Linked DNA regions of Homo sapiens: region 2 is linked to region 1. A link is an interaction called in ENCODE POLR2A ChIA-PET data of the cell type or tissue named here. Cell type or tissue: A673. All regions are shown on one strand. Each heading gives the region's core, and the rest is flanking DNA. Links, peaks and the distances in the headings are about the cores only. Region 1 has its middle 45 kb from the start of ARX. Region 2 overlaps LOC124905262 (a long non-coding RNA gene).

Region 1 (4,401 bases), core at 311-4,310:
TTTCCTTTGTGTATATACCTAGTAATGGGACTGCTAGGTTGAATAGTAGCTCTGTTTTAAGTTCTGTGAGAAATCTCCAGACTGCTTTCTGGAGTGGCTGGACTAATTTACATTCGAATAGGTCTTATTTGAATCCTATTTCAAACAACCAGACTGTTAAAAACTATGTTTATGGCACAATTGGGGAAATTTTTTTTTTTTTTTTTTTTTTTGAGACAGAGTCTTACTCTGTCACCCAGGCTGGAGTGCCGTGGTGCAATCTCTGCTCACTGCAACCTCTGCTTCCCAGGTTCAAGCGATTCTCCTGCCTCAGCCTCCTGAGTAGCTGGGATTATAGGCGCCCGCCACCACACCCGGCTAATTTTTGTATTTTTAGTAGAGACGTGGTTTCATCATGTTAGCCAGGCTGGTCTCGAACTCCTGACCTCAACTGATCTGCCCACCTCAGCCTCCCAAAGTGCTGGGATTACAGGCATGAGCCACCACGCCCGGCCACAAATGGGGAAATTTAAATATTGACTGGGTATGAGCTTATTTTAAGAAATTACTGTTGGCCGGGCACAGTGGCTCATGCTTGTAATCCCAGCACTTTGGTAGGCCAAGGTGGGTGGATCACTTGAGGTCAGGAGTTCGAGACCAGCCTGGGCAACATAGCAAAACCCTGTCTCTACTGAAAATACAAACCTTAGCCAAGCATGTAAGCCCAGCTACTCGGGAGACTGAGGCAGAAGAATCACTTGAACCCAGAAGGTGGAGGTTGCAGTGAGCTGAGATTGAGCCATTGCACTCTAGCCTGGGTGATAGAGTGAGACTCTATCTCAAAAAAAAAAAAGAAAAAGAAAAAGAAGTTACTGTTTTGTAGGTATGATTATGGTATTGTGGTTATGCTCTAAAAAGAATTCTGTGGTACATACATACAATGGAATATTATTATTCAGCCTTACAAAGGGGTGAAATTCTGGTACATGCTACAACATGGAGGAACCTTAAAAACATTATGCGGCCGGGCACGGTAGCTCACGCCTGTAATCCCAGCACTTTGGGAGGCCAAGGCTGGCAGATCACCTGAGGTCAGGAGTTTTAGACCAGCCTGGCCAACATGGTGAAACCCTGTCTCTACTAAAAATACAGAAATTAGCCAGAAGTGGTAGGCACACGCCTGTAATCCCAGCTACTCAGGAGGCTGAGACAGGAGAATCATTTGAACTGGGGAGGCAGAGGTTGCAGTGAGCCAAGATTGCACCACTACTCTCCAGCCTGGGTGACAGAGCAAGAATCCATCTATTTGTTTCTCAAGCATGAAATGATAGCCTACACACAATCTTTTCGTATTGTAGCCACTCTGTGATCTTTCAAAATGAAGATAAAGAGGTCTTGTCACTAGGTGTACAATCTATTTTCCTTGACTTGAAATCTCATCTTTTTTTTCAAAGCGCATAAGGACTTTTTCTTTTTCTCTTTTTTTTTAATTATATTGAGTTTATTCATTGATTTCAGTCACTTGTATACCTTTTTTTTTTTTTTTTGAGTTAATTGGGCAATCCTCTATCGGCATGTGTGGCCAAGGATTTTTCATACTGTCTTACATTGGCTGGGAAAGTTGACTTCTGAGTTCCCTGACAAATCTGAGATTCTATGACTTTATTAATCATAACTATTAATAACTACAGGTTATATGTTAATAGTTATAGTGGTTATAATTATTAGTTATAATTACTATTTTGTGCAATAGATTCTCAGAATCTGAAGCACCATAGAGGTTAAAAGAGGTAATAGCCACCTTTCTGTCTATAACAGTCTCCTTTTCAACATCTTGGGAGTTAACAACAGCAACTACACGCTCTGCTCAAACACCTCCAGCAAAATAGAACTCCCCAGGTCCCACAACCATTTTTGCTGTACAGTGTTTTCCTGTCATAAGAAAAATAATTTGCATTCACTGTAATAATTTTAGAAAACAAAACCAAAATGTACAAAATAAAAATTAAAAATATCTGTAATACTAAAAAAATCCATCTAAAAAAAATTATGCTAAGTGGAATAAGCCAAATGCAAAAATGACAAATATTGTATGATTCTATTTATAAGGTACCTAGAGTAGTCAAATCCATAGAGACAGAAAGTAGAATGGTAGGTGCCAAGGGCTGATGGGAGTGGGACTGAAGCGTGTCGCTTAACAGGTCCACAGTTGTTGGGGATAATGAAAAACTTCTGGAAACTAATGGTGGTGATGGTAGCACAACAATGTGACCGTACTTAATGCCCTGAAATGTACACCTAAAAATGGTTAAAATGGTAAATTTTAATTTGTAAATATAGCCATCATTTTTAAAAAGTCCTCTTCTTTTAGAGATGCAGATGTAGTGATGTCTGGGATTTGTTTCAAAATATTCAGGATGGGAAAGTGAATGAGGATAAGAATAAAGCAAGAGTTGATAACTGTTGAAGATAAGTGATGGATTCATGAAAATGTATTATGTTGGTCGTTCTACTTTGAGATATGCTTGAAATTATCCATTAAAAAAAGGAAAAGGAGCTGGGCATGGTGGCATGTGCCTGTAGTGCCAGCTACTCAGGAGGCTAAGGCAGGAGGATCATTTGAGTCCAAGAGTTCTGGGTTGTAATGCACTGTGTCTATCAGGTGTTTGCACTAAGTTCAGCATCAATATAGTGACCTCCCAGGAGTGGGGGACCACCAAGTTGCCTATGAACCAGCCCAGGTTGGAAATGGAGCAGGTCAAAACTCCCAGGCTGATCAGTATTGGGACTGTACCTGTGAATAGCCACTGCACTCCAGCCTGGGCAACACAGCGAGACCCTGTCTCTAAAAATAATAATAAAAATAATAAAAAAAGAAAGAAGAGGAGAAAGAAAAGGAGCAGACTGATTTATATTCTGTCATACATTGTCCAGGTCAGCCCACTGATGCCCTTCATTTTGAGTAACTCAGCCAATCTTGGCTGGAACCTCAGCAGGTGAGGTCTGGAATTAGTTATGCTGCTATCAGCCCAGGACCCAGAGTGACTACAGTTATAACTGGGAATACACAGCTCTCGACATTTCAGTTCTTCCCTAATCCTTCCAAGTAGTCACTCATACAACAGTACTTCTATCTCAATTTCTTGCTTTGTGCCCTATCTCTCTCCTGGAATACAAGCCTATTCTAAAGCTGTCCACTTATCTGAGACCTTCACACCCTGTCTCCTCCCTGCTTTTTCCCTTATAATCTCAGCCTCTGTGTTCAATTTCTCCCTCAAGGAACAAATAATAAAAATATAATAAACACTTATAAAGTACTTATTGAGTGCCAGGCACGGTTTCAAATGCATTCCATATGTCAGCTCATTCAATCCTCACAATAGACCTATGATTCTAGTGCCACTTTAATCTCCACTTTGCAGATGAGGAAACTCAGGCACTGAGTGGTTTAAGTCCCATGCCCGTGCTGACATACCACATGCCAAGGCAGTGGTAGAGCTGGGATTCAGACCCAGGTACAGTGGGCCCAGAGTCCTTGGTTTTCTCCCCATATTGGAGATCTAGGTCTCTTTCAAATAGAACATTCATAGCACTTCCTAACAAATCCAGCTTACTCCTCCCCTGCTAAATCCCTACCTAAGGCTCTTGAGTGCTTTATTTAAGGTCAGTGGCCCTGACGGTCAAGCAGCTGGAATTGGAAAAGTTTAGCAGAGAAACCCTGCTGCTGATGACAGAAATTCTGGCTGCCTAAGAGGGTTGTGAATCCACGCTGTTTCATCCCCAGCCCCTCAGCTGGAGCAACAGGGTGTGAGAGCTGGGAAGGCAATTTCTATCGTACGCCAAATGATACAGGAAGTATTTGACACACCTGCAGAGTTCACTGTAATGGTATTTGACCCGTACTAAAAGTCTCTAATTTGAAGAGAGAAAATGAATATTTGTATGTTGAGGGCGACACAGAGAGGATACATTATAGTGTGACAGATGGAAATGGATTTACTAAGACATTAATAGTATCTAGACAGGTTTTCAAGCACACCTGGGAATACATTACTGACACATTACAGAAATACACTGATACACTTTTATTCCCATAGCAGGCAGAAAAACACTTTATCTTTTACAATTCAAAAGAAAACTGCACTCCAATGACACCCGAATCTATTAATTTTGTCTTCTGGGCTAAAACTCTCAATCTTTCTGAGTTTTGGGCATCATTGGTGAGGGGAAAGTATTTTGGGGAGGAAATTCACCAAGATCAAGTCTCTCTTTTGCTATCATTTCAATGTCATATGGCTAATAATATGTTAATCCTTCATAAATGTATTACATACACACAAAATACACATTCATGCATGTACATAAACATATATACATTTATACATATATACATATACATATATAAATCTCACTATTAAAATG
Region 2 (4,401 bases), core at 77-4,076, 390 kb after region 1:
CAGACTGGGTAACAGAGTGAGACTCTGTTGCCAAAAAAAACAACTAGATTCAGTTCTGGACTGGTGCAGATATGGAAAGTTGAGATGATTCTTCTATGTTCCAGTCATGTAGAATTAAATCTGTGCAAATATCACTCCGTATTCTGATACCTTTTGCAAATTGAAAATAGACAAAGGCCTCTAATTTCATGGTCTCCCAAATGTATCACTTATCATTATTATAATAGTTGACATTATAGGGTGACATGTCCCGGGCTAAGTACTTTCCATGGCTTATTTTATGTAATTGTATTCAACAAAAGGACTCAAGCTCCTGACCATTTGCCTATGCTGCTAATTTGTGCCTTGATTTCTCTATTAAATTGAATAGGCTTATTTAACCTCCTTGAGCAATTAAAATGGATTACATTATTAATGGTAACAATAATAAAGAATGATTTTATTAACATTTTTCTCATGCTTTTCGGTTCTCAGTGTACTTTTCTCACACAGGCAGGCTCAACTTCTGTAAATTAAACTTTCTGACTACCAGCCCTTTGTGTACCATAGATTGATACCCCCACCCAAGCTGACACACGACCATTTCTGGTTACTGCTGGTGGAGTTACTTAACAGCCAATAGTTACAAGCATTGCTGCTAAATATTGAATCTGAAAGGTGAAAATAATCATGAACTTAATAATCTTTTATAGCTCTCAGGAAATGGAAACTACCTTTAAATAAGAGAGTTGAGTATTTATTTTCCACATGTTTAATTTTGGTACTTGGTTGGTACTTATTTGGAAATAAGAGAATGCCCAGACATTACCTCAATTCCTCTTACTTCAAATACTGTGATGTAGATATTATTTATATTCCCATTTCCTTCCTTCCTTCCTTCCTTCCTTCCTTCCTTCCTTCCTTTCTTTCTTTCTTTCTTTCTTTCTTTCTTTCTTTCTTTCTTTCTTTCTTTCTTTCTTTCTTTCTTTTTTTTTGAGACAAGGTCTTACTCTGTTGCCCAGGCTCGAGTGCAGTGGTGGAATCATAGCTGACTGTAACCTCAAACTATTAGGCTCAAGTGATCCTCCTGCCTCAGCCCCCCAAGGAGCTAGGACTGCAGGCATGCACCACCACATCTGGCTAATTTTTAAATATTTTGTAGAGATGGGGGTTTTGCTGTGTTTCTCAGGCTGGTCTTGAACTCCTGGCCTCAAGCGATCCTTCCACCTAAACCTCCCAACGCACTGGGATTACAGGTATGCGCCACTGAGCCCTAGCCTATATTCCCATTTTCAAGTGAGAAAATTGAAGCTCACAGAGGTTAATTGTCCAAGATAGCAAGGATAGAGCTGGAATTTGGGTTCCCAGCATCCAATTTCACTTTTTCTTTAAATCTACACTGTTGAATAAGGTAGCCGCTAACCACATACAGCTGTTTAAATTAGAATTTTAATTACTTAAAATTAATTAATTAAAATTTAAAATTCAGTTCCTCAGTCACACTAGCCACTTTTTTTTTTTTTTTTTTTTTTTTTTCTGAGACGAAGTCTCACTCTGTCACCTAGGCTGGAGAGCAATGGCACGATCTCGGCTCCTGGGTTCAAATGATTCTCCTGCCTCAGCCTCCCGAGTAGCTGGGATTACAGGCACCCACCACCATGCCCAGCTAATTTTTGTACTTTTAGTAGAGACGGGGTTTCGCCATGTTGGTCAGGCTGGTCTCGAACTCCTGACCTCACGTGATCTGCCCACCTTGGCCTCCCAAAGTGCTGGGATTACAGGCATGAGCCACTGACACTAGCCACATTTTAAGTGCTCAGTAGTTATATGTGGCTCGTGACTATTCTATTTGGACAACGCAGATATAGAATATTCCATCATTGCAGAAAATTCTGCTTTAAACCATAATATCTCTTTTAGATATGCTGAGGCATGTCCTCAAAATATGTTGCAGTTCTGTTACAAGTAATATGGATTTTAAATTTTACAGTAAAATCTCATTCATTTGAAGTCCCCTCATTTGCATAGCACAAAGTTAACTTTGATCTGCAAATTAATAATATAGATAAGAGTTAAGAAGATGGTTAAATGCACTTCAGAGACCAAAGATTTTTAAGCACCATCAAATAACTCCAGAAGCACTCACTTAGATGCAAGCAATTGATATGATAATTACACATCATTTTTATTTATTCATTAAAACAGGGATCCCCTAAGGTGCCCTTGTAGGAAATAATGTGGTTAGCCTAGTTATTTCTACCAACCCTTCTGCTATTTTGAAATTCTATGTGAAATCATTTTACACTACTTGGTTTATATCCAAAGGCAAGGAGGAAGGAACCTTCCTCCTTGCCTTTGGATATTAAAGTAGAATGGTAGCATAAAACACTTTCACACTGAAATTTTGACTGGATCAAGATCTAATTCCAAAGCCCTCACTTCTTCCACTATATTCTGTGATTCCCTGGAAAAGGTACTCCTGTGGGCTCTGCACAGTGCCTGGTATGAAATAAGGGTTCAATAAATATCTGCTGATTGACTGACAGAGACAGTTCTTTCAAGAGACCATTTATTGAAGTGGACTCCGATTTTCTACAGCGAATACATTTATCAAAAGGAAAACTGACTCCCAGTTTGTTCTTTCCTCTTTACCAGTCTTTGCTGCCAAGTCTTCATGGTGAGATAAGGGCTTCCTGTCTGTGAGAAAGAGATGATTCCCAGGCATTCACTTGCGGGGAGGGGGAGTGTGATCTGGCCAGAGGCTTTGGAAACTAAATCTTTCAGCTCCTTCAGAAGTGAGAACAGGGTGGCAAACATGCTGCCTTCCCAGACACCAGTCATCAGTTAGCTCCATCAGTCCTCAGATCTGTGGGGCACATGTTCCAGGTCCCATGCTGGTTCTAGGTAATAAATAGGAGAGAAGAGAGAATGTTGAGTTATTAGAGAAGAATGGCACTTGCATTTCCATAATATCCTTAGCAGAGGTGGTTTCTTACAGCTTGCTGGGACTGGTCTATGACATATAGCAAACATTAATGCCATGTCTTTTTAGCAAAAATAAAACCCAATTCCTCAATTTAGCAGTGAGCATCAAAGGATATGGTTTGTCCCTTCCTTGTCTTCTTTAAGGAAAATTTTTAGCCATAGTGAGGAAAGAAAAATTAATAGAAACAATGTAAATGTACATTAAATATTTAGTCCTTATTTGGAAGGAATTGAACAACTTAAAACTCTCCAAATTTATGAAGCTTAGATATCTGAACATTTTTTAAAAGCCACTTAAAGGGAAAGGAGATATTATATTTTTACCTTTTTTTTTTTGAGATGGAGTCTCACTATGTTGCTCAGGCTGGAGTGCAGTGGTGCGATCTCAGCTCACTGCAACCTCCATCTCCCGGGTTCAAGCGATTCTCCTGCCTCAGCCTCCTGAGTAGCTGGGATTACAGGCACCCACCACCATGCCCAGCTAATTTTTGTACTTTTAGTAGAGACGGGATTTCACCATGTTGGCAAGGCTGGTCTCAAACTCCTGACCTCAAGTGAACTGCCCGCCTCGGCCTCCCAAAGTGTCGGGATTACAGGTGTAAGCCACTGCATCCAGCCTTATTTTTATCTTTTGTTCCAAACATCAGTAGGCCTTCTTTCCTCTTATCTATCTCCCTGCAATTCCTCTACCTGAGCCCTAATATTACAGGTATGTATGTGTACAGCCTTCAAGCTAACCCAACACAGTTTTGTCTCCTTCAGAAACTAAGGGGTAGGCTGATTCAAGAGTCCTCTTAACTCACCTAGTGGATGTATAATCACTGCCATAGGCTGCTCTGCTGATAGTTCTCACTCTGAACATTGACAGGTGGAGCAAAGGCTAATTCTGAATCTGGCTCTCCGCTTGATCTTAGCCAAAAGGCCAAGAAGCGACGTGAATCTGGCTCTCTAGAGTGCACTAACCTCTCCCTGGCAGACCCTAGATTCCTACCCACTGTGGTCCTCTAAGGCAAGTTTTGGTGACCATGCCTTCCCTAACTCCTCTTTGGCTCCCTGAAATGGCCCAATTACCATGCAAGCAGATGTGGAGTGAGAGGCTAGACTTGTGAGTGTCTCTTGTGAAATCTGGGGCTTCCCCAGTCTTCCCAGTGCTGGGAACAATGTGAGAGAAAATAAGTCTTATGAGTTTATCTTATTTTTGCCCTTTATTCTCAAGGACTTGGAGCCAGCTCTCAAATACTATGGGGTAAAGAAAATGGTGCAACTGGCATAAAATTAATTTTGCCCCATTCTCACAATGAGGCCTCAAGAAGTGAAATATATTTTTTATATCAGTCCTGCCCCAGGTATTAGAACATTTTAAAGTTTTCTTTGTCTTTCCATGAACTACAAATTCTCTCTCTCTCTCTCGCTCTCACACACACACACACACACACA

Evidence for each region. Peaks named below come from ENCODE experiments on the same cell type or tissue, not always from the same donor. Only the 100,000 strongest peaks of a DNase experiment are listed, where the experiment ranks them.
Region 2: POLR2A ChIA-PET joins it to region 1 with 8 read pairs; 2 of 35 experiments call an interaction of 5 or more read pairs at or near these places.

Annotation. Positions count from the first base shown.
Region 1 is chrX:25,059,074-25,063,474 of GRCh38, reverse strand. It overlaps the pseudogene RN7SL91P. Among named protein-coding and RNA genes, the nearest start is that of ARX, 45 kb to the right of the region's middle. In A673, for the core only: no CTCF peak of the experiment used is centred there; no DNase peak of the experiment used is centred there; H3K27ac peaks cover 1,717 bases.
Region 2 is chrX:24,666,616-24,671,016 of GRCh38, reverse strand. LOC124905262 (a long non-coding RNA gene) reads right to left here. Exons shown (of 2, transcript XR_007068416.1): 2 at 2,535-2,879. It also overlaps a transcript of PCYT1B not described here. Among named protein-coding and RNA genes, the nearest start is that of PCYT1B-AS1, 19 kb to the right of the region's middle. In A673, for the core only: no CTCF peak of the experiment used is centred there; no DNase peak of the experiment used is centred there.